3 separate regions of the Mus musculus genome follow, and all the other regions are linked to region 3. The links are chromatin loops, found by intact Hi-C in ENCODE. Cell type or tissue: heart. All regions are shown on one strand.

Region 1 (8,000 bases), 150 kb after region 3:
ATTGTATAATGGCGGGAGCAGAGGTCATCACAGTTTGGTTCTCTGGGCTCTGCCTTCTGAGCCACCCTTCCCTTGCTGTGAATGATAATTGATGATTGCACTGGGACATGGGAGTGAGGGAAGAGCTGTCCACCCCCCCCCACCTGTAATCCCGCCTACCTGTGGGAAGCACATCACTGAGGGTTTATAGGGGAGTTCAGTCTCTCCAGCTCATCTGTCCCAGGCTGTGACGCTCACTGTGAAGTGGAGGATCCTGAACTACAGACCTTCCTGTTTCTCTCTTCCCAGTGCTGGGCTTATAGGCACAAGCTACCATCCCCTGTTGATGCAGTGCTGGGGACCAAACCCTGGCTTCATGCATGCTAGACGTGCCCTCTAAAACCTGAGCCATGATCCAGGCTCTCCACAGCATCTTTGATCTATAGGAATTTTACACTTTTATACAGTTAGATGTCAATTCTTTCCGTCATGGCTGTTGACTTCTATCCTGCTAAAACTGACCTTTGCCCCACTGCGGGTCCTGTGAATACTCACAGAATTTTCAGACTTCTATGAATTGTTTGCACTTAAACACTTTTTTATTTATGAGTGTGTGTGTGTGTGTGTGTGTGTGTACCATCTCTCCAGTCCCATTTTGAAATACTCTGGAAAAGACAGTATGTTTGTGTGTGTGTGTGTGTGTGTATATATATATATATATATATATATATACATATACACATATATATATATATAATCTGTATTATAATACATATATATACATATAGCTTTATATTGCTAAGGAAATTTGTATGTTGTTTCTAGAGCAAACTTATCAACTTAGTAATGTCAAAACCCACCAGTGCTAGGCTCGCTCACTTCAAATTTCTGGCTTTACCAGTGAGGTTGAACTTTTCAATAGATTTTTTAAAACTATAGCTCTCCACTTCTCTCTCTCATCCCTAATAAAACAACTTGTCCTCTGACCTCCACATGTGATATTTTTGCATATGTATATGTGCACTATAAACAAAAATAAATGAAATTAAGGTTGGTCTAAACAGAGTGGTCTGACGTTCATGTTGCTTGAAACAGTCATCAGTTTTCTTCTTTTCTCTATAAATTCATCTGAAGCGCCATCACTCTCCCAATCAAAATTCCAGGCAGTTTTTCTGTCCAGTTCGTCAAGGTGATGGTAAAGTTTTTATAGAAATGCAATTTTGAGAGATGTTTTAAGAATATCTAAAATTATTTTGGAAGCAGAACAGAGCTGGCACAGTGACACCACCTGAGTTTGAGATTTTCTGTGAACACAGACACACACAGAGAAACCGAGATGCTGTGTGTTGGTAGAGAATGGGCGACAGGTCATTGCATGGAATCAGGACTCAGAAAAACATCCTGCTGGCTCTGGGTTGGGAAGCGTTGCAAAGATGGTCAGGAAAGCAGGGAGACATGACCGTTCCAATGGGTGCCAGTGAAGCAACTGGGTGCCCACAGGACAGCGAACCTCAAGATTGTCTCCCACCTGGATATAGCCTGCTTGAACGGGGTCCTCTGCACAGAACCTTAACGTATAGAAGAACACAATGAGACAACTTACAGAAAAAGCTTTGAAGTAAGAAAGTAGCCCAGGGGCTGGTGAGATGGCTCAGTGAGTAAGAGCACCCGACTGCTCTTCCGAAGGTCCGAAGTTCAAATCCCAGCAACCACATGGTGGCTCACAACCACCCGTAATGAGATCTGATGCCCTCTTCTGGTGCGTCTGAAGACAGCTACAGTGTACTTACATATAATAAATAAATAAATCTTTAAAAAAAAAAAAAGAAAGAAAGAAAGTAGCCCAGGTAAAGGGGGAAAAAACCCACTTCAATGCACAGGTTTCAAACGGAGTGATGTCAGTGTCCAACAAACTGCGAAACAGGCCCCAGACCTTAGCACAACTGAGGCCACATTAGAACCCTCATAACCAAAGACCCCAGCTCCTGCCAAAACAGGAACAAAGACCCAGCCCATCATGGGCCACACACAGTTCTAGGACATGTACCAACCTTGCTTTCTCGGCTTCTGTGGCTCCACTCACAGCTACTTGTTCCTGCTGATTGAAGTGTGTCAATCCAGGCTGTGGGTTTTGCGTATAAAAAGCTAAGAACAGGAAGGCCTGGGGCTACGTGACTCGGTGCAGCCATGAGCTGTTGAGACTAAAGACCATTTGGCTTTAAGTCTGTCTGTGTGTTCTCTGGCAGGGATACCTCACAGCAACTCAGTTTTAGGATTTGCCAGCACACAGATTTAAACCACAATGTGATCTTGCTTGAAGTTTAAATTTTGTTTATTATTCATTTATTTTTCTAGGCTGGTTTTGAATTTGTTTGTAGCTGAGGGTGACCTTGAACTCTTGATTTTCCAGCCTTCCGCAATGCTGGGCTTCTGGCATGCACCATCACACCCAGTTTTGTGCCATGCAGGGGAATTAACCAAGGGCTCTCGTGTGCTAGGCAAGCACAGTTATCTAGTAATCTACACGACAGCTCCTCTGCCTCCTTAAAAAAGGACCTGAGACAGGGTCTTAGGGTCCCAGGGTGTCTTTGAACTCCAGGTCTTTCTGCATTCACCTCCCAAGTGTGCCACCACCTCCCTCCCTCTACTGTATTGATTTAATTTGTATATTAGCTGTCTCTGTGTGTGTGTGTGTGCGCACGCGTTGTGACTATATCCTTGGAGAATGGCTAGGCTTAGAAACATAACAGCAGATGATGTTAAGGATATGTAGGGCATGCCTTTAATCTTAGCACTTTAAGGCAGAGATCTGAGTTCAAGGCCAGCCTGGTCTACTAGTGAGCCAAGGCTACTCCGTTAAGACCCTGTCTCAAAAAGCAAATAGCAGGGATTGTGGAGGCCACTATTCTTACAGTCATAGGGATGCACAAATATAAACTTGGTAAAAAGTGACACACATACTCTCAAGACAAGTTAAGCAGTCATCTGAGCATTGTAATTTCATATCATCACCATCATCACCATCACCATTATCATCATCATCATCATCATCGGTATTAGGGACTGAACCTAGAGTCTCACAGGCACTAGTCCTGTGCCCTACCACTGAGCCACACCCCCAGTCATCACATAACTTACATTTATCACTTACTATAGAATTATCAACATACAGCTACCACTGTGAAATTACAAAACAAAAAAACCTCATGTCACACTTTTTTTTTCCCCTTAAGGTTAGGATGGATCTAACTTTATCCCCTTTTGGTTCAGGATAGCTACGTGGGTCATCTCTGTTGATCCCATCTGTCTGAGGACTTGCCTTAGAGACACTTTCCTTTGGGCAAACCTAGAGGTGTTGCAGTGTGAGGAACACCCACACAACCATCCCTACAAGGTGCCTATACCAGAGCATCCATGCAAGGAATGTCAGCACAGCCCACAGTACTGTCCTTTGGCACGATCAGGAGTCTATGCGGTTTCAGGCTGAAGCCATAGCATAGCGTAAGCGAGCTGTGCAAGTATGACAACCTTCCCCTGGAAACCGGCAACACCCGGGGCTTGATACCTGCCCAGTACCCTGAGCCTCTGCACACACACCCTACATACCTGATCTGAGTTTCCTGCAGCAGCCCAGGGAGCCGCGCCCTGCGAGGAACGCAGCGGCGGCCACAGCGCCCCCTGGTGGGCATGCTGCGGACCGGCCGGCGCAGGACGCAGCCTCTGCAGCGGTCCGGTGTCCTCTGCGCGTGCGCCCTGCTTGATTTTGCTCTTCAGAGAAAAAGCAGGCATAGGTTTGGTTCATAGCAAGTTTCAGGCACGTTGGATCTTGAGACATTCTGATGCTGTTGCACCCTGGTCCAGTGACTGGTCACATAGGTGGGAAGGGCGGGGCCTTCTCCCAGCAAAGCCAGGGTAATGCCAGCGAGGAGATTTTTGGGGTGACACTGGCTTATGGTCCAGGTTGGTCCATTTCTGTTACCCAAAACTTTTAACATCACCTCGTAGTTCATATACTTCATTTTACTAGCCTCCCAAGCCATCTGTTTTTTTTTTTAAACTTAATTGTATTATTTTATGTGTATAGGTGTTTTGTTTGTGTGTATGTCTGCACCATGTGCCTTGATGTCAGCAGTCAGAACTGGGCATTGGATTCCTTGGAACTAGAGTTACAAACATTTGTGAGACTAGGAATTGTCCTCCGAAAGAGCCGCCACTCTGTGCTTTTAACCACAGAGCCACCTCTCCAGTCTCCCAAACCATCTAGTTTATTAATGAAGAAGCAAGAGCGGCGCAGAGTCTTGTCTAAGACCACGCGGCATAAAGAGCAAGCACCGTAGGGCCTGCCTGCGCTGCTCTCCTGGGTCCGTCTACTCGCTGAGCCTTCCTGACACACAGCGGACACTGACCCGAGATGGCTATCCCCTGCTGGAGCTTCACAGCTACTCCAGTCTGACAGTCTTCCAGAAGGATTCTCCACGGGGCAATGAGGCAGGAAATTTATGGCTTGGCCTGATTAATGGGCCAAGCAGTTAGGAGTTTGTTGCCAGGCTATTCGCATAATTTAACGTTTCCAGGCGGGAGAAGGCCTCTAACTCACATCTTTCAAGGGCTCTGGGAGCAAGAGGGGCAGGGGACCACTGACACATCTCTGCTCCTCCTAGCCCTGGTGTCCTCCTGTGTCGCCTCCCACCGCATCCACAGAACAAGCTTTCTGTATGAGTCTACATGGGAAAATGTAAGAAACCAACCCTAAAGACATGGCTTTTCAGCCGGTGCTTCTTTGGTCGTTCACCAGTGGGCTTGGTATGTACTGGGCGGATTCTCACTCTGCTCCCAGCCCAGGGAACGTGAATCTCCCTAGGAAAGCAGCCGAGTTCAGGGGGCAGCAGACAAAACACCATGTAAGGCAGGAGTGACAGAGGAGACAGTGTAAGTCTGTCCTTTCCCAAGGCGCTGTGCTGTTAGAACCCATCCCCTCACCTCCTCCCCGAGTCCCCTCCCCCAGCCCTCTGTTGGTGAAGAGTCGGGACAGATTGTCTTGGGGACTTGAAAGTCTGTAATTTTTGTTTCATTTGTGACCATCATATTTTAGTGTTTTCTAGCATCTGGAACTAATTATCTGTTTTACACATTTTATCTCAAATTCTAGCTATTTATGAGTATTTGAGCCTCCTTCATCTACGCATAACTTGGGTAACAAGTGTCCCTGGCAGGGTCCCTCCCTTATTTGGCTCCTCTTCCCTCTTTTTTATACATGGCTTCTAGCCTGGGCTGGTCTTGAGCCACAGCCCTGGCTCCTCTTATTCTTTACATTTTAAAATAATTTGTAAATGACTTATGAAAACTTAAGATGACTTACTTACCAACCCTTTCTTAAAGATGAACCTACCCAAGGACCGGCTAGATCGTGCAATGGGTAAGGTAAGGTGCTTGTTACAAACCTGAAGACCTGAGTTCCCGGGATACACACGGAAGAACAAAATGGACTCCTTCTGCTTGTCCTCTGACTTCCACACATGCACTGTGACACACACACACACACACACACACACACACACACACACACACACACACCCCACAAATAGATGTGAAGAAATGAACCCTCTTCACATAATAAATAGGACTGGCAGTTTCAGATTAGCCCTCCTTTATTAAAACACTCCTAACACAAGCATTTTATATAGAATTAAAAGTTAAAAGTAGACTCTAAGAATGTCCATTGCTTTTTTGATAAAATTCCCAGGCGTAACACACTCTCCCCCAGAAGAGTGTAATAGTGTTGGTCTGGTCTTTCCCAGCCAGAGCTTCCCTGCTTTCTTCCTTTCATGCTCTGAGAAGCTGATCCAGGTACCCTGAAGTCACTGGGAGGAAGAGGGGGGAAAAGGCAGTGGGTCAGAGGCCGAGTGAGGGCTGGAAGCAAGAGCCTTCGTGTTGCCACAGGAGGGTCTTGTGTTGGGACTAGAGGCTGTGTTGATGCCCACTTCCTCTTAGCACCTGCTAAAAAGCCGACCATTTCTTCCTGCCAAGAATTTTGGGACTGACATAGAAAGGACAGAACTGAAAAATTATAAGGGGTTTTCTTGTTTCTGTGTTTCTCTCTACTCACTTTTTAAGTGTTTCAAATTTTGATGTAAATTTGTATTATGTGTCTGTGTGTAGGTATATGCATGTGAGTGCAGTGTTCCTGGGGGCCATGAGAGGGCGCTGGAGATCCTGGAGCTGGAGTTACAGGCAGTTGTGTGTAAGCATATATTTTTTCCAACCTACTTTAACAAGTGTTCAACCTCCCCTCTAGCCTACCACCCACCAGAGGAAGTGGAAAGGAAAAGTTATTAGGACACGGGGGAAGTGGACCTGCTGAGAAATAGTTCCTTGTGGGAGAATCCAGTCTTCGTTGTCAGGATATCAGTAGCTGCAGTCCAGGCCTCTGGGCAGGCACCACACACGAACCAGCAAGGGCAGCTCAATCCAGAAGAAACCATAAGGCTTGCCAACCGGCCAGAGGCCACAGAAGTGGCAAGACGCTGCGGGAACCTCATGCAAAGTTCTTTGGTGAGTTTCTCACTATGGCATCACCATGAGTGAAGCTCAGCAATGCAGTGTAAAGCGAACTGATACATACCTGTCAGCAAATTGATACATACGTGTATACATACATGTTGGCAAACCAATACATACCTGTCATTAGCCAAGAAGAATATCCAGGTGGACCAAAGCTAACCAAGGCTCCAAGCTCCCACTGCCTGTGGGGACATATTTACACCATCAAGTGTCCTTTCACCTGGGTCTGCTTCAGGAAAACCTTCCACGTGTCCACTTTAGCAAAGCATCCCATCATCTGTGTGCCCCAGCAAAACCTCATTTGACATAACTGGCTTTCCAAAAAAACCAGAAGGTTCCACCTCGGTTGTGAGCCCTCTGATGTGGGTGCTGGGAACTGAGTCGGGTCTTATGCAAGAGCAGTCTTATCTCCTCTCGTCACTCTCTACTTCGCCGCCGTTTAGGACAAAGCCTCTTCCTGAACCGAGAGCCTAGCAATTTGGCTAGACTCCCTGGCCAGTGAGCGTCAGTGATCCCGTTGTCTACCTCCTGTTCCCTAGTCCTGGGGTTATGGGGACCTGCCACCATGGGGGGCTTTCCATGTAAACTGAAGTCAGGCGGTTGAGGGTTCAATGCCCCTAACTTTGACTTCTTCTTCCTGCTCAGGTTTGAGGACTTCCCCTAACTTCTGAGCCATTAGCTTCTCTCTGACTAGGGTAGGCTCTGATTAGTGTCCTCTCATGGTGTACTCTGCCCTCCTGTGACAAGTATGTGCCCACGATCCCTCTAAGCATTGCCGTTCCTGCTGTGGCCCTGAAGTTGGTCTAACCCCTGTCTAAGGACATACGGTTGAGTCTGTGGCCATGATATCAGGGACTCCTGGGGTTCCTAAGCTGCTTTTAAGGTACCTGTGGTGTCAGAAGGCTTTATTCATAACAGCCCTAAGGCTGTTCAACTTTCTTCCCTCCTGAACATTTTTCAAGGACTCCATGACTTGTGACAGAGGCACAGACCGGCCACGGGAGCAAGACTCTAGAATGACACATAATGCCAAGTGTGAAGCTCTTATTCTAGAAAATGTGGGTTTTTTTTTCCCCCATAAGAGTGTCATGTATATGGGCACTGATTTTCTTTTTAAATTTAAACAGTTTTCTCAGTTTCAATATGGCAAAGATTGAGTGCCATCTCTCATGTAAACAAAAGCTTCCTGGCATCTTAGAAGAAGGCTTTGAGCCTGAGTTTCTCTGCTTTCCCTCTGCATACCTTAGGTAGAAAGAAAAAAGGAAGATTGTGAACGTTCCCCGGGCCACATTTGGCCTGTGCTCAGTGTGAGGGGCTCAGTGGGACTGCTTGAACTTCATGGTATTGCAATCTCATGGGCATGGAGCCTTGATGGTCACCTACTCCGACTCCTTTGGGCCCTTTCAAGACACCTTGCATAATAGATCCTGAGACACACTGGTGACACACAAGGTATACTA
Region 2 (8,000 bases), 260 kb before region 3:
CTTTGTACAAAGCACGCACCAGCTTACAGAGAGCATGGCATAAGCTAGCCATTTGCCCTACAAGTGGTAACAAAGGAAGAATAATTTTTTAAGGAGTAACCGTCTAAGCTGGACATTTTTAAGCGTTCAACAGAGGAAACACTCTGCAAACGTTAGTGCATGCAGAACATTACAGAATGTTTTCTTCCCAGAATGATTTGCGATTCGGCTGCAGAAATCATGACCCTTCATCCATAAGCATCAGGGTGTATTTCCTAAGACCGTGTCTCTTACCCAATCATGCTGCAGTAACTGAATTCAGATTTAAATTTCCCCACAGCTAATGACTGCCAGCTGTACGATTCTCCCAGGACTATCAGGTTGCATCTGCTGTGGTTTGAATGTGTCCCCCCAGAGCCCTGTTGCTGAATCTCCCTGGGTTTGCAGAGGGAGCTGGGACTTAGCTGGGGTGGTGATGGGTCAAAAAGGCTCTGCTTTTGTGAATGGTTTTAGGCAATCTCCAGGGAGTTGGTCAGCTGGCTGGTCAGCAGCTTTTCTAGACAGTGACCCTTCTTCACTATACGATGACATTTCAGGGTGTACAGTTTTGGCACGTGACAACAGTTCAACCCACACTGGTCATGCTGACTCCCAATTTCATGGTGTAGGTGTGTCCAACAAATTCCTTTTTAATCTTCATAAAACATTGTGGAGTGACACTCTGAAACTGTAGTGTTTACTCCTTGGTCATTCACCCAATGGTTGTTTGTGTGTCTCAACCACAACTGTCTCACTGGGTTGTTCCTCCAGCATCTCGTTACGTAGGTTTGTTCTACTACAGCTCAGAAATGCCCCCGTTCTATCCTCTACCCTGCTCACCTGGCTGATTTTACATTTCATTTGCCTTTTGCTTTTACTCTTGAGTGGCGGACTTTTTTTTCTTTTCCCGTGTGTGTGTGTGTGTGTGTGTGTGTGTGTGTGTGTGTGTGTGTACACATCAATGCACGTGGATGTGCTTGCACCTGTGTACGCATGCACGCAGGGTGGCTAATCCTCAATCATTCTTCCACCTTATTCACTGAGGCAGGGTCTCTCAATCAAATCCAGAGCTCAGTGATATGGCTGGAATGGGCCGGCCACGTCACCACGTCACGAAGCCTTTATGTGGGTTCTGGGGCTCTGAACTCCAGTGTCACCCTGCACAGCAAATGCTTGACCACTAAACCATCCCTGGCTCCAAGTCTTTCCTCCTCGGTGTCATTATCCAGTACTGCCACCATTCACTCTCATGCTCAGGTGGTGCCAGGCTTGACAAATGAAACTCCACGCCCTCTGGTGTGCGTGCCCCCATCAGCTCTCTGGACACCTCTGTGCTTTCTGGCAGGAGCCATTCCTGGCTCATCTCTCACTCTCCCTGAAGGAGGCATTTCTCCAAGGACCGCTGGCTCCTTTTCAGGCACAATGATATTTAGAAACAAAGATATGGGTCCAGGGAATTCCCTTTCCTATGGGTGGCCCTGTTCCCAGTCTCCTAGAAATAGTTGCTTAAAAATAAATCCAAATGAAAACATGTCATTCCAACCCATGGGGCCCCCTTTTCTCCTACTGAGGACTGTGGACCTCAGCACTATCGTTCAATTTAATCAATTTAATGACTTACTTAAACCTGCAATGCGTGCATACGCACGCACGCACACGAACACACACACACACTACTTAGAAAACTGCTACATGGGACCATGACCAACGACTAAGCTCAAGACCCCTCTTAGCTTTGGTGTCCACATTACATAGCGAAGACTGAGAAGAGAAGTTCCTAGAGAGTTCTTTGGACTGACTGATCAGGACTTCAGGATTGTGTAGTTAGAAGGGTGCAGCTCAAAACTCCAGATTGCTCGGGCTTGTTCAGACCTTAACAACCTTTTACCATATACCTCCGCTGTTCATCCTTCTATCCTCTTGACTGAAGGTAGAACCTTCAGAATGTATTAATTTAGCAGGCTGGTAGGTTGCAGCAACCCCAAAGCTAAAATTAGCATAAGCTCACATCAGAAACCTGGAGTAGAGAGCTGGGCGGTCTGTGGAGCCTGCATACCTGAGGTCTCTGGTTTGTTTTTTTAAATGGTGTCTCACATCTCCCAGGTTGGCCTCTGCCCTAGTTAGGTTTCTATTGCTGTGTTAAAACATCACAACTGTAGAGATTCAAATAAGAGTGCCCTCCATAGGCTCATATATTTGAATATTTTGTCCCTAATTGGTGAATTGTTTGGGGCGGGACCAGGAGTCATTGCCTTGAATCACTGGAAAGGGGCTTTGAGATTTTAAAGGACTGGAGAGCTGGGCCATGGCCAGTGCCCTCCTTCAATCCCAGCACTTGAGAGGCAGTGGTAGGGGGATCTCTGAATTAGAGACCAGCCTGGTTTACATAGTGAGTTGCAGGACAGCCAAGGCTGAACAAAGAAACCCTGTCTCAAATATATATATATATATATAAACAAACAACGAGAAAGACCGAAGGGATTCCCAGTGTACACATGCTGGGTGCTCTCTCAGTTCCTCACAGTTGAAGACCAAAATGGGAACTATTTCTTCACTCTGCCATCGCAGACTCGAACCCTCAGAGACCGGGACCCATACTGATCGTCTCCTTGTAGAAGTTTCCTTGGTCATGTTGTTATCCAGCGACACAAACTGACTAAGGCAACCAAAAGCGACTTGGGGAGGACAGGGTTTATTTCAGCTTACAACCCTCAGGCCACACTCCACCACTGAGAGAAATCAGGGCAGGAACTCAAGGCAGGAATCTGGAGACAGGAAGTGAAGCAGCAGCTGTAGAGAAGGCTGCTCACTGGCTTGCTCTCCACAGGCTGCACAGCCTGCTTTTCAGTGCTACCCAGGACCACCTGTGCGGGAGGGGGGGGCACCACCCACGGTGAGATGTACCTCCCACATCAATCGATCGAGACGGTACCCTCACAGACTTGCCTACAGGCTCATCTTATGGAGGCAACTGTCTCATATCCCCTCTTCCAAGATATATCTAGGTTTGTGCCAAATGGGAAAAAACCTACAAGCACAGCCATCCCCTAAGTAGCCAAGGCTGGCCCTGAGCCCCAATCCTCTCATTTCTACTTCCTAGTGCTAGGACTGTAGGCGTATTCATTTTTCTGTGATTAAATCTGCTCTGGTGTCTAACTTTATAGTCCTAACCATAACACACCATTTAGCAAAAAAAAAAAACAAAATAGTTAATACTTACACAGACAGTCACCAACCAGCCTTTGCAGCAGTAGCTAACTACAACATGTTGCAGACACAAAGAGGTGTTCTAAAACCCCTGGCCAGCCTGTTCAAATGGCCAACAGGTATCGGGATTGTTGAATACTATGTTTGCCCAAACAAGTGGCAATTTAAAAGATATGGAGCTGAAGAGATGATGGCTCAGTGGTTAAGAGAACTGGCTGTTCTATCCAAAAGACCAGGGTTCAATTCTCTACACCCATACTGGAACTGACAAGTCTATAACTCAATTCCAAAGGATCAGACATGGAGATGTCTGCTCACCACAGGCACCACACAAGGGGTACACAGGCATATATTCAAGGAAACACAAGCACCTGTATATACACACACACACACAATAGGGATGAATAATGTTTTTTAAACTTCAGGACTGGGGTAAGGACACTAGCTGCCCAAGGGCAAACACCCAAGTTCAAATCCCTAGCACCCACCTAAAAACCTGGGCATAGCCACATGTGCACCTGAAACCCCAGCACTGTGTGGGTCAGGGAGAGAAAAGAAAGGGGTGTGGCTGGAACTTGCTGTCATCCAGATCAGTAGGGACTCTGTCCCAAGGGAGAGTGATAGACCAGGAGTGATAGATATCCTCCTCCGGGTTACTCAGCAAACAGGCACAGTGCTCTCTCTGTCTCTCTTTGTCTCATACACACACACACACACACACACACACACAGAGAGAGAGAGAGAGAGAGAGAGAGAGAGAGACAGAGACAGAGACAGAGACAGAGAAAAGGGGGGGGGGGCTTCAGAATTACAAAGTCTTTCCTAAGGCATGCCTGGGAGACAAAGACCTAAATGATAGAGTTAAAACCTTTTTTGTATTGGAGAGAGAAAGATCCCAAACCAAGGAGAGACAGGACCCTAACAGATGCCTCTCCCTTGTGCTGAAAGCTTTAGATTATTATTTCCCATCTCAGTTCGTTGTGAACCCTGTCTTCATAAACTACAGAAAGGCTGGGTAATCCTCAGCTGTATTGGATGGTCAACCGAGCAGCAAACTCAAAACCCTCTGGCAGTATTCTACCCACTCTGACGCTTTCATAACAGTTTGCAAATATTTTTGCAAATATCGCAAAAACAGTTTGTATTACAAAATGTCTGAGATATTTGGGATTCACTTTGGTTTATTTTCTTTAATAAAAAATGACAATTTAGAGACACCACAAGTGAAGATAATGGTACCACTTTCACTGACATTGTTTCCTTATAAACATTGCTTATCCAATCCCCCTGCTTTCCATAAATCTTCTTCGTATTTGAAGAGATCTTTCACTTTTCATTTCTTCAGTATAATTATTTTCTTATTTTTGGGGGGAGAGGTATTGGGGACTGAACCTAGTCCTGACTCAGGATAGACAAATCTTGGCTAAAGATAAACCCCAGGTTTTAGAATGGCAAAACTCATTTAAATCTTCCCTTCATTCTTTCATTAAAAACAATACGAAGTTTTTACTAGTTGTCCCTTCTCACAGAAAAATAATAGTTATATAGTATTCGTGTATGCCTAGCTTTCTTCCATTTGCCGGTGAAATCTAGAAACCCCTCTCTCCGATGACATCTCTTCTGCACAACCGAATGGTGCTGCATTGCGGATTCATCCAACCAATTACTGTTGTGCTGGCTCTGACGCTGTCTGCAGAGCTGTGCCCCTGCAGGCCACTACACTGAGCAACCAGGTTTCACATGCCCCCCCACTGCGGTGTTCCTAAAGGGTGAGTGGGTACAGGAAAAATACATACGAAGTGCATGGACAACATCAAAGTTCCCTCTACCGGAGTGATCCCACTTTTCACCTACTCCGAAGTGTGAGCCTGTTTCCCCTCAGACTAGCGGAGTCCCACGGCGGGGTGAAGGCACGGGCTGCGCTCTGGCTCTTGGAGAGATACCGAGTATCCTTCCACCCAGCAGAAACCAGGCATTACGTCATGTGGTGCGCGTCCGCCATTCCCGTCCCCTCTTTAAATTGACTTTTTCGTTACCCTCAATCTTCAAGATCCATCTACGTATTATGGACACTAATCTTTCATCTGTGACATATACTAGAAATGGTTTTGATCATTTATCAGTTGTCTCTTACATTATTTAGGGTTTTTGGATTTTCTTTTTTTTTTCTTTTTTTAACCTACGCAGTTGCTTTTTCCTTTCAGGAGGGCGGGAGGCACTTCCCAGCGAGTTCCGGTCGCGCGACTGCACGCATGCGCAGTGGTGGTGGACCAAGGGCCCCCGGATGAGGACCCACCGGAAGCCCCGCCTCCGGCGCCGAAGCCCCACTCGCAGCGCTGTGGGCTGTGGCCCCGACTCACGCTGCAGTGCTGGGACGATACCCCGGCCCCAGCCCGCCATCCTGCTGGTCGACGGCTCCAGCCCGCTGGCGAGTCCCCGACACCCGCCGCCGCGGCGCCTCGCTTACCTCGCAGCCCTGAGCGCGGCTGCCCGCTCCGCAGGGTGATCGCACTGAGATCCCGCTGCGCCCCCTGGCGGCCGCGGCGAGCAGCGCGCGGGGATGCGCACTGCGCAAAGCTGCCCTTGCGTCGGGGACGCGCAGCCAGTCTGCCATCTGCCCCTGCAATCTGGATCCCCAGCTCCCTGTCCCCTGCAAAGCCAGGCTTGCCATTCGCGCAGCACCGCGTGCCAGACACATTTGCCTCTAGGTACCCACCCCGCCCGCGGCGTCTTTTCCCAGTACCAGAAGACAGATGCTCAGATTTCCCACCCAGTGTCTAGCAATTCAGTTCCAGAGCCAACCCCCTCGTTATCAGGTCCCAGCTATGACAGCTGGGAAAGCCAGAGCTAGGCAGGGGGTTCTTACATAACCCAGAATCACTTGCCCAAGTGTACAACCACAGTAGGCTGAGCCCAGCATAAATCAAGAAAATACCATATGTATATGGTATATATAGAGGGGGAACACGATCTTTTTTCTTTCTCTGCCTAGCTCTGATGTCCCCACTTAAGATGGCAGCCCCAAGTGGGTGTATAAGCTACCCTCATTTCTGCCCATCCAGTCGGAATTGTGAGATGGCCACACGAGAACCCACCCCACCTCAGGCTTAAGTAGCTCCCTACAACAGCGCTTCACTGTTTCCACCCCTTTCACCTGAGAAATTTTCTCACAACCCCAGTGTTTAGCTATATAACGTAGTTACATAAATCAAACGTCTCCTAACAAATTACAAGATAATTCTTAGGTTACTTGAAGGCAAATCTGCACACTAGTGTGCTTGGTTTTACATAAAGAGCACATACAGACTGAATAATATTTGATACTGTAGAGTATTGTGCTAGTATTTGAGGAGAAAAGGATTATTTCTGCTTCCACTTGTAGCCCGACATGAAGTCAAGGCAACATTGGAGGCAGGAACTGGTGATGAGCCCTGGAAGCAGGGAGGGAGCCGGATTGGAAGCTTGCTGGGCTAGGTTTCTTATATAACCCAGAATCGATTGCCCAAGTGTACAACCACGGTGGGCTGGGCTCGACATAAGTCAAGAAAATAAAACATATATGTATTTTTTTTTTCTGATCCTTGGTCTTTCTCTGCCTAGCTCTGGCTGGCCTGGAGCTCCCTCCCTATGCAGACTGACTTGACTTGAGCTCACAGAGCTCCTGCCTCTGCCTCCCGAGTGAGGTTTTTAAGGTGTGCAGCACTGCAGCCTGCTCTATAAGCCAGCCTTGTGGAGGCACTGTCTCTTGAGGTTTCCCATTTCCAGATGAACCTACTTGTGTCAAGCTGACAACAAAACTAACCACCACAGGTGTCTTCTGTGTGTGTCAGAATTGATCAATATTTGACTTTTACAATCAGTGCCGAGAACGCCGCCTCGCATAAATATCTGTATCAGACTGCAGAAGTATATTTAAGGCCATTTCAGAAAATGCTAGAAATTCCTTGCTAATCTCAAGCCAAAATTTACTAAAGATTTCTTATATGAAGCTCAACCCAGGCAGCAGCTTTGAAAATCAAACATTCCATGCCGGGTATGGTGGCGCACGCCTTTAATCCCAGCACTTGGAAGGCAGAGGCAGGTGGATTTCTGAGTTCGAGGCCAGCCTGGTCTACAAAGTGAGTTCCAGGACAACCAGGGCTACACAGAGAAACCCTGTCTTGAAAACGAAAATAAGAAAAAAATAAAAGAAAATCAAACATTCCAACATGATACACCCCAAAGCTATATGTACTAGCTTGATACATGCTGACAAATGACATTAGGAGAATATAGAAAGCCTTTGCTTCTGTAATTAAATCATTAAGTTTCTGTAAGAGCAGAAAACTTCCTGTGTAAGTTGGCACAGGGCCATCATGGGTGCCAAGCCCAGATGTGTTAGACAGGCTATAGTGAGGTCAGGATACCACATGGACAAGTGCTGCCAGACACACTGACACATTATGCATTTGACTGGGGTTAGCTTATGGTTGTTATGTCCAAAACCTTCTACTGTTGACAGGTTCTTAGAGACCAACACATTCAGCCACATGACCACATATGGGGTGCAATACCATTTAAGAAACTGGGACCTAGAAAGACTCACCCAACACTGGTAACAGCAACTTGCTGTTACCAGATTATCTCAGAGGATACAACCCAGAATAAAGAGAAGCATGCATAGCTAATGTGGGGAAGAGAAGGGCAGGAGGGTTTCATACCTCTCTGAGATGGTCACCTCCCTGAACCTGTGTAAGCCACCTACTACTGCCTGGCCTGGAATTTACATACCCTCC
Region 3 (8,000 bases):
TGTACCTGTGCACACAGGTGTGAAACAGTGTCCTGCAGACATCTGGGGACAGCTCTCAGGCACCTGATTTCACCGTCCTCTTTGTTGAGGTGTGTTCTCTTCTTGTTGAAACTTCAGATTTTCTATTTATTTATTTTTTTCTTAAAGTCTCGGGGAAAGGGGCTGGTGTGATGGCTCAGTGGGTAAGAGCACCTGACTGCTCTTCCAAAGGTCCGGAGTTCAAATCCCAGCAACCACATGGTGGCTCACAACCATCTGTAACAAGATCTGATGCCCTCTTCTGGAGTGTCTGAAGACAGCTACAGTGTACTTACATATAATAAATAAATAAATCTTTAAAAAAAAAAAGTCTCGGGGAAAGAAACTGTTAATGATAATTTATGAAATAGTCCTGGCAAACATACCTACAGGCTGAGAAGGAAATCAATCAGTATCGCTTTCAAGCCCAGGGAATTGTTTGAGCCATATCTGGGCATGAAGCAGTCTGAGGTGCTGGCCCAGCAATTTGTTCAGGACCATGGCTGAGAGAAGCAGGGAGGAAGTCGGGAGGACTTGCTTTGGGATACGCTGGGAGAAGAAGTAGGCAGCCGCAGTGAGACTGGCTGGCTTGCTGAGTGCAAGCTTTTGGTATCCATGAGGTGGCCTTAACAACACGTGCTTCATTTCTTTCTTTCTCCTTTTTAGCAGCAAAGAAGTCAACATGAAGAAACCTGTCTTCCTGCCTTCCGAAGTGTTCACCAGATACGCAGGGAATGCAGATATCCAGTAATCATATTTGGGGGGCACCCAATAGGTTTGACTGAAGTTGTCTGCAGGAGCATGGGTGAGAGACTATTTACTGGAAGAGTATGGGTAATTTACCAGTGGTTATACCACTGAAGAGAACTTCTCCCCCCCTCCCCCCCCCAGAAATCATTACCTGCCCATAGGTCCTCAGGAGGTTTATAAAAAGATTATCATTTTTACAAGCAGTAAAAAAGGACACTCAGTGCGTGCGTAGAGTGAGGACCCCACACATTTCCCTAGGAAAGCCTGGAAGAATATGTTAGTTGCCATGAAGACAGTACAAGGACTTCCCTGGGCAGTCTTGTAAGCTTTGCCGGCAGGAGGAAATGCAATTTTTCCCACTGCCTATCACACAATGCACCCGAAGGAATTGGAATTTCCCCAGGAGTTGCAGGCTGGGTGAAGGAACGGGTCTCAGTGTCTGTCAGAAGAGGAACCTGGCGGAGAGGAAGAGATTTCATACCGTCTGACAACTTGTTAGACCACCTTGCACAAGAGAGGAGCTTAGAGTTTGTTTATGTTGGCTGGGACAGCACGGGCAGTACCTGCTTAACTGAGCTTAGTTCTTGACCTCTATCCACCGGGCCTCCCGTTCCTCTCTTCCTGGTGTAGCTAAGTTGAATAAATCTCTGCATACTCACTACTGTCTGTCTGTTTTTTTTTTTTTTTGTTTGTTTGTTTTGTTTTGTTTTGTTTTGTTTTATCGAGACAGGGTTTCTCTGTGTAGCCCTGGCTATCCTGGACCTCACTTTGTAGACCAGGCTGGCTTCAAAATCAGAAATCCGCCTGCCTCTGCCTCCCAAGTGCTGGGATCAAAGGTGTGAGCCACCACACCTGGCTTACTGTCTGTCATCTTAATGTGTTAGGATTTAAGAGCCCAGGTTTTGATCCAGCAGCTCTGGCAACAACCTCCGAGTGCTGTTTACACCGTGACTCTTTCACATTGTTACATTGTTTAAATGGCTGTACAGTTTTTAGGGTTTTTTTGTTTGTTTGTTTGTTTTTCCCTCAGATGCAGAGAGCTATTAGCTTCACATCCTATTATCTATGTCAGTTTCTATAAGGCCTTCATCTTCCTTTGTTTTATATACACCGATGGACTGCGTCTGAACAGTATGCTGTCACGTACCACACGTTACTCCATCAGCCCCAGTCTGTGGGGACCGAGGGGGAGGGGCTTGGCTTGCAGGCCTGGCACTGTCCAGGGCTGAATTGTGAATTGTTCCCCTTCTTGCCTCACCTGAGGGGCAGAGGTGGTTTAATTCCCAGCCAGGTTCCACCTACTCAACCTAATGGGTTTAAAATAGTGCAGCACTGAGATGATCACTAAACGGGATGCAGGAGCCAGGAAAAACCTTGTTGGCACCTCAACTGGGTCTCTATCACAAAGGAGGTGCAGACTGGACAGCCGGGATACATCTGTCCTTGGCCAGGGTTCAGTAGTCTCCAATTTTCCTTGGTTTTCCGTCCCTTGCCACTGGTTTGTTGTGTCTCTATGTCCAGCTTGCTTTAAGGACATTGGTCATTTCGAATCTGGATCCAGCCCAAAGACCTCATTTTTTGACTTGATGACCTCTGTGAAGATTTACAACACTTTGGTGTGGTGGGAACACTGAGTTGCAAATACACTTGGATTTGAATCCTGTCCTCACTGCTCACAGGTAGTGTCACACCAGGGTGTCACTAGTCACCTGTCTTCTCTCTGTAGAATGGGCTGGGTCATTTTCTGCGGGGACTGGGTGCTCTAGAGCAGGCTGGACGGCAGTGACTGAGGCTAGGGGGATTGTCTTTGCTTTTCCATGTTCTCAGGTAGGATTCTCACGTAAAACCAAAGTTTTAATTTCTGTATCCAGGCACAACTAGTTGGTGCTTCTTCCAGAGGCCACTGCGTCCCTTGGTTGTCACAGGCCATAAATGTGCAGGCCACTTTATAGGTGACATCCATATCCAATACTTGATAGCATTCCCAGCCCAGACATGACAACTCATTGACTGGTGTCAGGTAAGGCTGCCATGGTACGGGTTTGGGAGAGGGGTCCGTCTCTTAGATACAGGGATCAACACTGCCTAAGCTCGAGTGTGCACAGCCTTCAGACTTTGCCTCACACGGAGTGGCTTCCAGCTTGAGCTCTTCCTTGACACCCTGTCATAGATGGCCAGTGTTACCCAGGTTTCCCCTTTACCAGCTTTCAAACATTTGATGGGGATTTTAGTTTTTAGCGTTGTGCTGGAAAAGAATATCTGGTCAATGGGGTGAGAAGCCTGGAGGTGAGGCAGGAGGAGGAACTGGAGAAAGCTTGTGTTTGGGAAGGACCTGGTACTAACTTCTGTGTAAGGGACACTCTTGGACACTTCAGTTTCTTCAGATTAATTACATTGTTTGTGGACTTTAATTAAATTATATCAACAGGGCAGCCAAACGTATGTTTGTCAGACGCTGGAAATGTTTTATATCCGAGGCAGTCTAAAGCAACTTACTTTCCTTCCTGTGCCCTAATTTACTTTAGTTTTTGCCCCCCCCCCCTTTTTTGTAAGTTGAATAGGTGCTTTAGTATATCAGTGGTGTGCTAACTATAGGAGGTTTGTTGGAAATCACCGAAGCCAAGTGTTTCCTAGGATCATACTGCACAGAGACCAGTATTGACTGGTGTTTTTACATTTGTTTATAAGACTGCATCTGTTGCAAAGAGCTTAAGCAAAACGTCAACACCACTATGGTAAAAACCATGTGTAGAAATAAATCCAGTTACTTTTGGTGTGCAACAGTGTATATACTTACACACGAAAATATCTTTATGTATATCCTTTTAAGCTACTAGCTAACGCCATTATTTTAGAATAGGTACAAAATACAATTTTAGCCAGTAGCTGTCTCCTAATTACAAAGTAGCCAGCACAGGGGACTTCAGTGTCAATGGCCCGAGAGGACACCCAGCAGTATTTAGCCAGGCGGAAGACAGTAGAATAAAAAACAAAACAAAAAAACCGAAAGGCAGAATTCCGGTGAAGATTCGACGGTTAAGGCCAAGTGGGCAAATTTAAGAATCGGGAAACCGAGGTGACTTAGGACAGGTAACAATAAAAAAAAAAACAAAAAACAACCCCCCCCCCCAACCCCCTCCGAAAGCCCTGGGGTTGGCGCTGGCTGGGCATTCCGATGGAGAAGCCGGGGAACCGGCGCCCGGGAGCGTGCCCAGCCTGGAAAGTTTCTGCGCGGCCCGCGCGCGGGCACGGTCCGAGTAAGGTGGCGGCCGCGCGCCTGCAGCCGCGGGCGTAATTCCGGAGGTGAGCCGGACGCCAGCGATCGTCCAGGCCTGCGCGGGCCCGGTCGGGATAGGGGCTCGCGACGGCGGCCTCCCAGGGCCGCGAGGTGGGCGGCTTGCCCTCCGCTTCCCTTCCTTCCCGGGCCGCGCGGGCGGGGCTGCGGGCTCGCGGCGCGGGAGCGCGCTGCGCCACGGGGGCGCGCGCTGGCCCGGCCGCAGTCGGCGTGGGAGCGAGCGCGGGGGCGGGGCGAGGCGGCCGCGAGGCGGCAGGCGCTCGCTCGCTCGCTCGCGCACCGGCAGGCCACCGCCTCGCCCCCGTCCCTTCCCTTCCCTTCCCTCCACTCCCCTCCCCCGAGCGAATCACGCGCCCTCCTCTGACACTCATAGCGGGCCCGAGCTCCGAATTTATCCTTCACGTGACCTGAGGGGGGTTGGGTGGTTGGCTGGGGGACGGAGGAGAGAGGGGAAGGAGGGAACGGAATCTGCCGTTACCCGAGCAACAGGCCCCGCCCGCCGGCTTGGGGCCGGGAGGGGCGGGCGGAGGACGTCAGCACGTCAGCCGGGGTTTTGCGTTTTGATTGACAGTTGCTATAGCGACCGGGTCGGTCCGTCGCCATTTTGTTGGTTGGTTTTTTTTTAAACCCTTTCGCTTCCCGCCCGAATAATAATAAAAAGCCCCATTGGAGTGAGGCGGGGGTGGCGGCGGCAACCGCGGCGGGGGGATCCGGGGAGACTGCTGCCGTCGCTGCTGCCGATCGCGGCCCAGGTCGGGCTGAGAAAGCGGACTCCCCGAGCGGGGGTGCGGGCGCCACCGCCGCCGCCGCTTGTGCTGCTGTTCCTGCTGCTGCTGTTGGTGCCGCTGCCGCTGCCGCCGCCGCCGCCGCCGGCGAGCGGGCGGGACCGGTGTGAGTGTGAGGGAGCGTGTGCGAGGGCGAGTGTGCGCGCGGTGAGTGTGCGCGAGTGTCTGTGCGGGATCGGGGGCGGGCGGTCCGGGCTCTCCTGGCGGAGCCGCCGCCGCCGCCGCCGCCGCTCGGGCCCCGGCGCTGCTCGCTGCGCAGCTTCGGAGCGCGCGCCATTTTGTGAGATTTACAAAAATCCTCGTCGGGAAGAAGCGGCCGGCAGCGGCCGCCACTCGGCGCCCGGCCTCGCCGCCGCCGCCGCCCTCCGCACCGGGCCGGGCCGGGCCCCGCCGCCGACACTCGGGGGCCCGGGGACTGCGGTATTTGCCGGGGAGGGGCTGTCGCCTGCCTCCCCGGCCGCGGGCGCCGCCGGCCCCGCCAGCCCGACGGACCCTGAGCCAGCGCGGCTGCGGCGCGGAGCCGGGACGCCGGGGGCGGAGAGAGGCGGCCGGGGCGGCGCTGGCTGCGGAGGCCGCGGCGGGAGCGCGGCGCGGGAGCTCGAGGCTGAGACTCACCGGAGGGAGCGGCGCGAGCGCCCCGCCATCGTCCCGGTGAGTGTCCGCCCCGCCCGGCGCGGCGCGGCCCAGCGCGCGGCTTCTCGGGGCCTGCGAGCCGGGCTCGCCAGGCCTCAAGCGGAGGGAGGGAGGGACCTGCCATCTTAGGAGCGAGCGGGCGGGCGGGCGGGCGGCCCGGGGCCCGGGGAAGAAGGCCTCGTCCCCGAGGAAAGTTGCGGCGGGTGGGACCCGCTGCCTCGGGCCGGGCCGGCGCCAGACCTCCACTGGCTGCCCGGGCGCAGGGGAGGAGGCTGTTCTCCTCCTCCTCCTCCTCTTCCTCCTCATCCTCTGCCCCCAGCTCCTCCCTCGTCCCTCCTCTCGGTCCCCACCGGCGTGCGGAGCGCCGGGGTTCTGGGCAAGGACAATGCACGGGATCAGAAAATGGGGCTGGCGGCCGGGAGGCGAGGACGCAAGGCCCGGCCGGGCCGGGCCGGCGAAGGTCGGCAGCCTGCTGCCTGCGAGGCCCAGTGGGCCCGCGCTCGGGCCTGGGGACCTGGTGTGCTCGGAAGTCGGGCCGCGAGCGCGGGCCACCCAGGGCACCGGAGGGGCCGGGGTGACCTGCATAGCAGCGGGAGGAGACTGGAATTAGAATGGAGACCTGTGTATCGCCTCAAAACTTCAACATCTATTTATAGGCTCAGACCCACTCAGGCTCCAGAGGCCCCAGAGCTGCTGAATATCAGCACTAAGCTAGAGGCCCCTCCCTACCCCGAAATAGTTAAAAATGGCAAAATTCGTGAGTCAGTGACTCCAATGACTTGTCTTGTCTTTGCCCAGCCCTAGATTATGTGACTCCTGTCGTCGAGGTGCAGCATCGTTTGCTTCTTGAGTTCTGCCAAATCCCAAGAAAATATTCCTTGTAACTGTTTGCACACTCATAGATTAGTGCAAGGCCTTTTATATATTACCTCGAATAACCTCCCAGTTGGAAATGCTGCCCATTTTACAGATGAGCAGACTGAGCCTAGAGGTGGGCAGTGACTAGTCCAAGGTCATACAGCCAGTACTCCAGGAGGCCTATGTCAGTTGTTAGCCTGGCTTTCTGTTCATTGGCTCCTAACTTATTATTAAGTACTGTATGATGACTCAGGGCTGTAACCTAGACTGTTTGGGTACAGGTTTTGGTAGAGTTAATTTAGGGTTTGCAGAAGTACAGTTTAGATGAGCCCCTGTAATGAAACTTGTCATGCCCCCCCCCCCCCAGGTAAACTAGTCTGTTTTTCAGTGGAAGAATTGAAACCACTGGTGCATTTTGTTCTTTGCGTTTAACTGTTACAGTGTAGAGTTCTTTTTGCGTATTGATAAGTCATAAAGTTTGGTGTGAAGTTATTTTTTATTTAAATACTTACATTTCTCTTTTGACACTGTACTTTGCACGTTAAGAATAACTATTAGGTATTTTGATTTGAGATGTTAATGTAGTGGAATTATCTTACTTTTTGTTTGTTAAATTTTTTTTAATTGTCTTAAAGAATTACATTTTTAAATAGACTGTAAGTGGGAGACAGGAGCTCAAATTTCACTTGTCAAGGTTTCAGAGGAATAGTGGTTAAGAAGATTTATTTGCATATGTGGATTTTCAGGGTGCTTGTCTTACAGCACCCTGCCCTTCGGAGCTTCTGCCCTAGCACGGCGGTGGTGTCTGTGGTACTGTCCAAAAAGTTAAAACTCTTGTCAGCGTCTATACCAGGTACTCTGTAAAAATGGCAACAGAAAGTTTGTATTTACCTCAGAGAGGCATAAGCTCAGAAATTGTTCTAGAAGGGCTGCTCCTGTGTCTGTAAGGCAAGGACACACATTTTGTATTCCTGGTGGATGATGAAGATTTTGTTGTCTTTTGAAGGAGCAGAGTTGAAGGGATGGTTGTTATCTGTAAGGATAGGAAACTGACTGACTGAGCCAGTGGAGCTTCTTGAAGACACTTTGGTGTGTGACCTGTTAAAATTGTAACCTCTATGCTCTGTGCTATGCCACTGCTATGTGCTAGGAGTTGAAAAATAAAATACCATTCACGAGAACATGGATAGTCAAAAAGACCCTTGGCTAGAGAAGTCTCACTTGAGAGTTCTACTCTGTCACTGAGTTTTCTTCGTGGCTGGACTCCTGTGCTTGTGACTCACAGATGGGAGTGACTGACAGTGTGACAAGTCTGTGCTGTGCAGTGCAGTGACTGAGGGTAAAGCTAAGATGGCTTGTTTCAGACATGGCATGAATTCTGTCATGGGTGTTATTATGTAACTGTCAAGGAAAGAAATACTGTATGTGTTTACTTTGGGTATTACTTTAAACCATTTTTAATAGAAATTTAAATAGCACAGAGATGTTACAGAGTTTATGGTTGGCAAATGTCTGTTCCAGAAAGAAATTTTGTATAGAATCTTGGATGACCAAGAATCATTTTGTACTGCAGGACATAGCTACATAGTATACATAGTTGGACTCCTAGAGGGAGGGCGGGAGGGAGGGAGGGCTTCATTTCTGAATCTCTTGCTACTTGG

What was found. A loop is a pair of places that touch in the nucleus more often than their neighbours do. Peaks named below come from ENCODE experiments on the same cell type or tissue, not always from the same donor. Only the 100,000 strongest peaks of a DNase experiment are listed, where the experiment ranks them.
Region 1: it touches region 3 in a loop (2.9-fold over the local background); 6 of 42 quality-filtered maps call a loop at or near these places.
Region 2: a loop joins it to region 3, with 4 times the contacts of the local background. A loop is called at or near these places in 3 of 42 quality-filtered maps.

What each region holds. Positions count from the first base shown.
Region 1 is chr16:94,710,264-94,718,263 of GRCm38, forward strand. Gm41504 (a long non-coding RNA gene) reads right to left here and starts at 3,644. Exons shown (of 3, transcript XR_876281.2): 1 at 3,586-3,644; 2 at 2,031-2,101; 3 at 766-1,547. In heart, no CTCF peak of the experiment used is centred here; a DNase peak (open chromatin) is centred at 3,648; H3K4me3 peaks cover 683 bases; H3K27ac peaks cover 906 bases.
Region 2 is chr16:94,307,826-94,315,825 of GRCm38, forward strand. It overlaps a transcript of Hlcs not described here. Among named protein-coding and RNA genes, the nearest start is that of Ripply3, 17 kb to the right of the region's middle. In heart, a CTCF peak has its summit at 4,944; DNase peaks (open chromatin) are centred at 1,396, 4,946 and 5,476; H3K4me3 peaks cover 2,123 bases; H3K27ac peaks cover 2,054 bases.
Region 3 is chr16:94,565,036-94,573,035 of GRCm38, forward strand. It overlaps Dyrk1a (dual-specificity tyrosine-(Y)-phosphorylation regulated kinase 1a), which reads left to right and starts at 5,171. Exons shown (of 12, transcript NM_007890.2): 1 at 5,171-5,499. In heart, no CTCF peak of the experiment used is centred here; DNase peaks (open chromatin) are centred at 4,466 and 5,786; H3K4me3 peaks cover 4,757 bases; H3K27ac peaks cover 4,384 bases.